Regions from separate parts of the Homo sapiens genome. Here region 1 is linked to region 2. Evidence: read pairs that join two places in POLR2A ChIA-PET (ENCODE). Cell type or tissue: PC-3. All regions are shown on one strand.

Region 1 (4,000 bases), 400 kb after region 2:
CTTGAACTCCTGGCCTTAAGCAATCCTACTGCCTCGCTCCCAAAGTGCTGAAATCACAGGTGTGAGCCAGCATGCTGGGCTCAAGTCGAGGCATTATTGAACAGGGTCTGGCTCCCTCTCTGGTGAGACCTCCCACTATCTTCTCCTCACTTGCTCTGTTTCCGCCTCCCTGACTTCCTTGCTGTTTCTCCAGCATGTCTGTGCTCTGTCCCCACTTCCCAGGATGCTCTTTCCCCTACCTGCATGGCTAATTCCCTCACATCCCTCAGTTGCATCACATGTCACCTTCTCAGCCAAGCCCTCCCTGACCTCCCTATCCCCAGGCTCCTGGTCCTCCTTACCCAAATTTTTCTTCCTTCCATAGTCCTTATTTTCCTACAAATTATATAATTTGCTTTTTACTATGGGTATTATTTATTGTCTGTGTCTCCCACCAGGAACTAAGCTGCACAAGGGCAGGGGAACTGGGTCTTGAATAGGCCATGATATACAGTAGTCTCAACATGTATTTTGATGAATAAATAATATATTAATTAATAAATGCCTGAGTAAAATAACGATTTCAAATCTCCAATACTATTACAATGCCTCTTCTGGCAGAAGTGCAGAGCTCCTCATTCTCATCTCAGGACCACTGCATTTTCTGCTTCTTCTGCTTGAAACACTTTTCCCTCAGAACTTGGTGACACTGCGTCCCTCTCCACAACTGAGTTTAAGCATCACTGCCTTTAAGAGAAGAACTCGGTGACCACTCACACCATGCAGCCTTTGCTCTTCACCCTCTATTCTCTATGGCATTTGCTTTCTCATCTTTCTTATCACACTAATAAATATCTAAAGGGATTTTTTTTTTTACGTTTTGTAAGTATTTGTTGTTTTTGTTATTGTTGAGACAGAGTCTCACTCTGTTGCCCAGGCTGGAGTGCAGTGGCGTAATCTCTGGTCACTGCAAACTCTGTGCCTCCCAGGTTCAAGTGATTCTCCTGCCTCAGCCTCCCAAACAGCTCGGACTACAGGCACCCGCCACCACGCTCAGCTAATTTTTGTATTTTTGTAGAGACGGGGTTTCCCCATGTTGGCCAGGCTGGTCTCAAATTCCTGAACTCAAGTAATCCGCCCGACTTGGCCTCCCAAAGTGGTAGAATTACAGGCCTGAGCCACCTTGCCCAGCCTTGCAAACATGTTTTGATATCTTTCCCTTTCCACTAGAATATGAAGCTGGGGGCATGGACAGTCTTATTTATTAATCACCATATTCCCAGTGCCCAGCAAGTGCCTGGTATACTATAGAGGCATGATAATTATTTGTTGATTTTGTTGACTAACTGAATACTGAATGATTTACAGTCACCTGGTACAAGTTATCAGGACTTTAGTTACATATCTCCCCTGAGCATACCCTCATGGTAAAATGGTGATGAGCTAATTGATCTCTGGGGAAGACTTTGAGAAGGACTACTTAAATTCCTCATACTCGTTTCCGTCACCCAGGATCAGGTGAGTGTATGGCACCACTGATGTTTTCATGTAATTTACTATACATGACTATATGTATGTATGTATATACATAAAATGAATATGTTACTGTGTAACTTACTATCTATGACTCTTAGGGCAATAGAAGAACCATGACTTTTTATCTGGAGGGTTGATAACCTTTGTAAATCCAGCTACAAAGAAATATTTATCCAGAAAGCCATCCAACTTAGTCCCTTTGATAGCAGCCCTTGGTTTGCCAATCTGGACTTGTAACATCAGGGCCCATGAATCACATCCTGGCCCACTTGTGAAAATCTTCCTGTGATGTCAGTTTCAGAAACTCTGAATTATCATGAATATCATAAATATAAATCTTAGATCCACCTCCTTCTCAATACAGAATGAAATGTTGAATTATGATGGTGATAAAGAAGCTTTTGATTGACATGAAGGACTGGATTGTTAAACTGGATAAATTTTCATCCCCTATTAGTGTGCTATTTTATGTGTTAGTAATAGAAAGTTATTTGAACTTTTTGGGATTCGGTTTCCTCATCTGTAATACAAAGCATTGGAATTAACGACGTGTAAAATTCCTTTTCTATGAGAGAATCAGAACCAATGCAATTACTCTCTTTTTATTTTATGTTCCTTCATTTTTCATAGGCTTAATTTAACAATCTAGAGACTTTGTGCCTGTTCACTTGAAAATTCTCCTATAGAGTCATGGAATTTTTGAGAGTGTGAATTATTTTCCATCACTTCTCACAGTGCGTAACCAAGAAGCACTCAAAGGACCTTAGTAGTCCCTCACCCCATCACTTTCCAGGTATAAGAATCTTATGTGCCGTCTACTTCAACCCTTTCACTTTACAAATGAAGCAATGGAGACTAACAGAAGTTAAGAGACTTGCCAAAGGTCACCCAGCTAGTAAGAGGCAGAGCTTAAAGGAGAGGTCATATATTCTGACTGTATGTGGGTTCTAGCAACTCCAGCAAGCTACCTTTATTCTGCCTTTTGCAGTTACTAAAGCTGAGTAAACGAGATAAGTATCCTTATTTCCTCTGAGCTCAAACATTTCTAAATTAAACAAAAATGCTTTCCGTGATGCTAACATTTATAAGGCAGGCATGTAACAACATCCTATTTAGGACCAAGACTGACTTTGACTGGCAGATATAAAATATTTGCAAAATATCTTTATGTTTTTAAAATGACTTGGATAATTTGGCAAAATGATCTGATGTGTTTGCTAAAAGAAAAAAAGTACAACCTACATTAACAAGCTTGGGATAATTAAGAAACCATATTCATTTATGGAAAAGTTAGTTTGCTATAGAATTTCAAAAATTACTATAGCATATCTATACTTATTTATAAATTGAAGCAGCTACATCCTGTAAGAAAAAAAAAGGAAGGTAAACATTTTTCTCTGAATTGGTCTTCATTGATATTTCCAAATTACATGTTGTAAAAGATGCTTTGGATCTGGGTGCCATGGCTCGTGCCTGTAATCTCAGCACTTTGGGAGGCTGAGATTTGAGGCTAGGAGTTCAAGACCAGCCTGGCCAACATGGTGAAACCCATCTCTACTAAAAATACAAAAATTAACCAGACGTGGTGGAGGGTGACTATAATCCCAGCTACTGGGGAGGCCGAGGCAGGAGAACTGCTTGAACCCAGGAGGCCGAGGTTCCAGTGAGCTGAGATCGCACCATTGCCCTCCAGCCTGGGCGACAGAGTGAGACTCCATTTAAAAAAAAAATGCTTTGGGGCACAATAAAAAATAAAGTATAATTATTCTATCTTAAAATATAGTAGGATGATAATTAAACTGGTGATCCTCAACTTTTGCTTCACTCTGGAATCACCCATGGGGCTTTAAAAAATACCAATACCTGAATCCTCTCTCAAAGACTGATTTAATTGGTCTGACATGTTACCTGGGCATGATACTTTTTCTATTAATTTGATCATGTTAATTTACCTGGTATTTAGACCAACTAAAATTTTATTTTTTTATGAGGAATTGTATTATATATCATAAGGAACTGTAAATAAAACACATCAATTTATAATAGAAAGGTATTTTGAATTTCCTATAATATTTTGAAAGGAGAAAACTTGGGGAAGTAATAATAGAAATTAATAAATGACCGTGAGAATTAGCAGCAGAGTAATCAAGCAGTACACATTTATTGAGCAACTACTCCAGAAAGGGAACTATATTTCACCTCTATGGGTGACTGGAACACCTTCAATCCTAAAGGGGCCTATAATCAAGGCTGGAAGAGGTAAAACATACATGCATGTATAAAGATAATGGGCAGTACCAAAGAGCAATAAAGAAATACTTGAGTGATTCGTGACTTCAAATATTTATGCCTTGCCAGTACTACTGATTGAACACAGCCATGATTCTCTTCACTACTTTTATTTTCCATCTACTTTCAACTCCTATTCTATTTTATGTCCATTTTATGTCCATCTTCTAGCACCTTGCTACTCAAAAGTTGTTCC
Region 2 (4,000 bases):
CTGACCCAGCCAAGTCTCAGCTCTCTCACCTCTATAGCTTCTGTTTTTCCCCTGCTATGCCTTGAATATGTCAGGATGGCCCATTGGTGGGAGGAGGGAAAAGGACAGAAAGAACATTAATTTTCTTTTTATTTTTTGAGACAGAGTCTCACTCTGTCACCCAGGCTGGAGTACAGTGGCATGATCTTGGCTCACTGCAACCTCCGCCCCCTGAGTTCAAGCGGTTCTCCTACCTCAGCCTCCTGAGTAGCTGGGATTATAGGCTCCTGCCACCATGCCCAGCTAATTTTTGTATTTTTAGTAGAGACAGGGTTTCACCATTTGGCCAGGCTGGTCTTGAACTCCTGACCTCATGATCCACCCACCTTGGCCTCCCAAAGTGCCAGGATTACAGGTGTAAGCCACCGAGCCCAGCCTGGAGAACCTTAATTCTAACTGCAGGCCATTATCTCCAGTACCTGTTTATCATTATTAAGAGTGATCCCCATCTAGGCTCTTTAATCTATTTCTAGTATGGTTTAGGCTTTTGCTCTTCAAACTGATCCCTGGACCAGCAGCATTCAGCATCTCTCAGGACTTGTTGGAAATAGAGAATCTCAGGCTTCATGTTGGACTTTCTGAATCATAATCTGCATTTTAAAAGGATCCCCCGGTGATTGTTATGGACCCTGCAGTTTGAGACACACTGGCTTATACTTGGCAGTGAGAGGGAAAAATGATTCATTTTTTTCTCAGCTCCCACAGTCCATGTGGTGGATGGATGTCTGACTCTGCCCTGACCACTTGGCCCAACCATCTTTGGAAGCCAGCGCAAATGCTTGCTGGAGCCCCTGTAATATAAAGTAAAAGTGAACCTTGAGGTTTATGGTCTCTGATTATTCTGGTCCTCTTGCATGCCATGCTGTCAGAAGTGAGCCTAAACACAGGAGATAAGTGTTTGACCCAGTTCCCCTTCCACTAGGTGTGATCACCTGTCCTATATGTAAGAAAGGTGACCTGCAGGTTTCTTCCTGCTCCTTGCCCCCATCACCTGCTCTTGACCTTGTTCAGACTCTGTGTAAACAGATGGCCTTGGCAAAGCCAGGGCTGCTGCTACTCCCTCCTAATCGGCCTTCCTCTATCCTTCCTGGCCCCAATCCCTTCCTCTGCCCTTCCTCTACAATTCCTACATAAGGGTGCTAGGGACAAGGAAAAACTGCTCCCTGGACCTGCTCCTAAATGACAATAAGCCAAAAGCTAAGTCAGAAAGTGTGCTAAGCTGAAACCAGAGCCAGTGCTGCTTGGAGCCCAGGCTGTTAATGCCAGGCTGAGGTTATCAGATGACAAGGTGCAGGCTGATCTTCTGCCCCAGTCCCCTGCCCCTTGTTGGCCTCGTTCTGGTCATCTCCTTCTTCCTTTTCCACATGCTGCTGGCAATTCCGTGCTAGAGCATTGCCAACGGAGGCCACTATCTGCTGCTGGGAGCTGCTTCTTCCCTGCTGTTTGTGAAACCAGTTCTTCACGGGAGCACAGCCTGATGCCTTCCACAAAGAATGACTTTCATCAAGCCTGTGTCCTGGAGCTCTGCAGTGGGGGCTGCTGGACAGAGAGCCAGGAGGGAGGGGAGAGAGCTGGCTACAGTAGCAGATGGAATCTGGCCCAGGGCGGATGTCGAGTGCCTTCTTCAATATGCCTTTTCCCTTTTAATCTCCTCTTGAGCAGAGCTGATCAATTAGAGCTGTAATTATTTTAATCTTCTTCTTTGCTGTCCTGTCTGACTGCCTGCCACCGCCCATTGACTCTTTCTGCTAACAGTGTACCTAGGTGGCAGCTTTGCAGGGGCCATGTCAGGCATCACAGCTTCATAATAGCCCAAACAATGATGCGGCATTGCCTGGCCAGAAGCCATCCCTTCCCTTGCTGGGTGACCTTTGGTGAAGCTTTCACCTGTCTCTTTCCTTTGCAAAGTGGGTCAGCTCCATGGGGTGGGTGACGGAAACAAGATATCAAGATAATAGCTCTACAGCCTTTAGATCATACATTTCAGCATCACAGTGGTTTAAGAACATCAGTTTTCGAATTAGCAAGATCTGGCTCTTCCACCTGTGTGTGGATCTTTTCATCTTAGACTCTCTGAGCCCTTGTTTGTAAAATGGGTATCATAATAAATTCCCAGAGCATTGTAATGACCGGGCAAGGTGATGGAGACTCAGGTTAGAGTACAATGCAGGTCCCCCGGTGACAACTGGCAAGGGTGAACTATTTTTTATCATTATTATGTCCAGCTATTCCCTATGACCAAGGGAAACTGGGGTTTGGGGAAAGAAGTAAAACTGGTAATCCTGGATTTGTGATGTGTCATATAGGCATACAGAGTCCCTTCCTGTCTCATCATGGGAGGTGAAATGAGAAAAACAATGTAAAATGGGTATCTTTGAAATCTTTGAATAAAACATTTTTTTCCTGTAAACTCTTATGAAATGAAAGAGGTAGATAATCCATCTCTCACAAGACAAAGACCTCTGTGTTCTGAAGGTCCTGGGCCAGATAAGCATTAGTTTATTTGGATTTTGTGAGTTTGGTGGGTGTGGATTGTTCCAGGGGAGATTCTAGGCTCCAGCTTGTGACTAATGCAAAGCATTGCTGGCTGCTTTCCCTACCCTCCCTCCCCATGCTCATCTGAGTCAAATATTTCATTTGTGCAGCTCAACATAACATAGAATAAATGAGTTAGGGGCTGGAAGTACAAAGACAATTAAGACATGGTTTCTACCTTTAAAATTTCTCAGTCAGAGAGTAGAGGGGGGCAGATAAACATAACTGGAAATTATAGAGACAAGTGTTAGGCAGACATAAACACTGATTTTGTAGAACATCTGAACAGTCACCAGCCTAACCTACATGGGAGCTAAGGCTACATGGAAGACAGATGCTCAGGGAAGGCATCCCAGAGAAGGTAACATTTCCAAGATGATTTCTTTCTTCAGATAATCTTTAGATGTAATCAATATAACTTTATTTATTTTTTTGAGACAGAGACTCGCTCTGTCAATAGAATCAAGTGTATCAGTTAGCTTTTGCTGTGTAACAAACAACCCAAACATGAGTGGAACTATTTATTTAGTTCACAATTCTGGGGGTCAGCTAGGTGGTTCTTCTGTCTAGGCCAGGTTGGCTGATCTCTGCTGGGCTTGTTCATCTGTGGTCGTTTGGCAAATTGTCTGGTAGGATGAACTAGGATGGTCTCACTCATAGCTAAATCACATGGATTCCCCTCTATGTGGCTTCTCATTTTTAAGCTGCTCATGTGGGCTTAATTACATGGCAGTCTTGGCATGAAAACAAGCCCCAGTGCTCAAGGATTTTTCAAGTCTCTTCCAGCATCAAGGTTTCTAATGTCCCATTAAGCCAAAGCATATCACCAGGCCAACCTGGATTTAAGAGCTGCTACAATAAACTTCACCTCTTGATGCAAGGGGAAGCATTTTGGGCCATTTTTGCCACCTACCATATTGTATATCTTTAGGAAATGGAAGGCAAAAGGGGGTAGACATATATAAAATGTGGGTTAAAGAGAGCTTGATGCCAAAGAAACAGGTAATTATCTAAAAGATATGGTCTGTTTTTCAATGAGGTCAAGGGTTCAATATTCTATCTCTGAAGACACATTCTGCTGTATTAAGCATGGCTCAGCCTAGTTGTCTTCTTTTAGAATAAATGTACCCTCAGGAGGTGGAGACACATTCAAGTTCAATCAGCCACTTCGTTGAGCTGTCCTCCAGGGCTGAAATAACTTAATAGCAATGAACAAAGCCTTCCTTGGAGAATTGTTGGTTGTGGATAGAAAAAGAGAAGGGGCTAGGAAAGGCAAAGGTGGAAGACCCAAGCTTGGTTTACCTACATAGCAATTTTGCCTGAAGCTGAACCTGCATCTGAGTATTCAGAGGTGAAACCCATTACAAAGTAATTTATAGGCCTTATCTCATAGAGCTGAGAAACCAGATGTCCTGGAAAGGATGTT

Evidence for each region. Peaks named below come from ENCODE experiments on the same cell type or tissue, not always from the same donor. Only the 100,000 strongest peaks of a DNase experiment are listed, where the experiment ranks them.
Region 1: POLR2A ChIA-PET joins it to region 2 with 5 read pairs; 1 of 35 experiments calls an interaction of 5 or more read pairs at or near these places.

What each region holds. Positions count from the first base shown.
Region 1 is chr20:15,704,674-15,708,673 of GRCh38, reverse strand. All of the region lies in intron 8 of MACROD2 (mono-ADP ribosylhydrolase 2), which reads right to left. Among named protein-coding and RNA genes, the nearest start is that of MACROD2-AS1, 780 kb to the right of the region's middle. In PC-3, no CTCF peak of the experiment used is centred here; no DNase peak of the experiment used is centred here; H3K27ac peaks cover 910 bases.
Region 2 is chr20:16,104,982-16,108,981 of GRCh38, reverse strand. No RefSeq gene overlaps it. Among named protein-coding and RNA genes, the nearest start is that of KIF16B, 470 kb to the left of the region's middle. In PC-3, no CTCF peak of the experiment used is centred here; DNase peaks (open chromatin) are centred at 2,321 and 2,601; H3K4me3 peaks cover 1,017 bases; H3K27ac peaks cover 2,514 bases.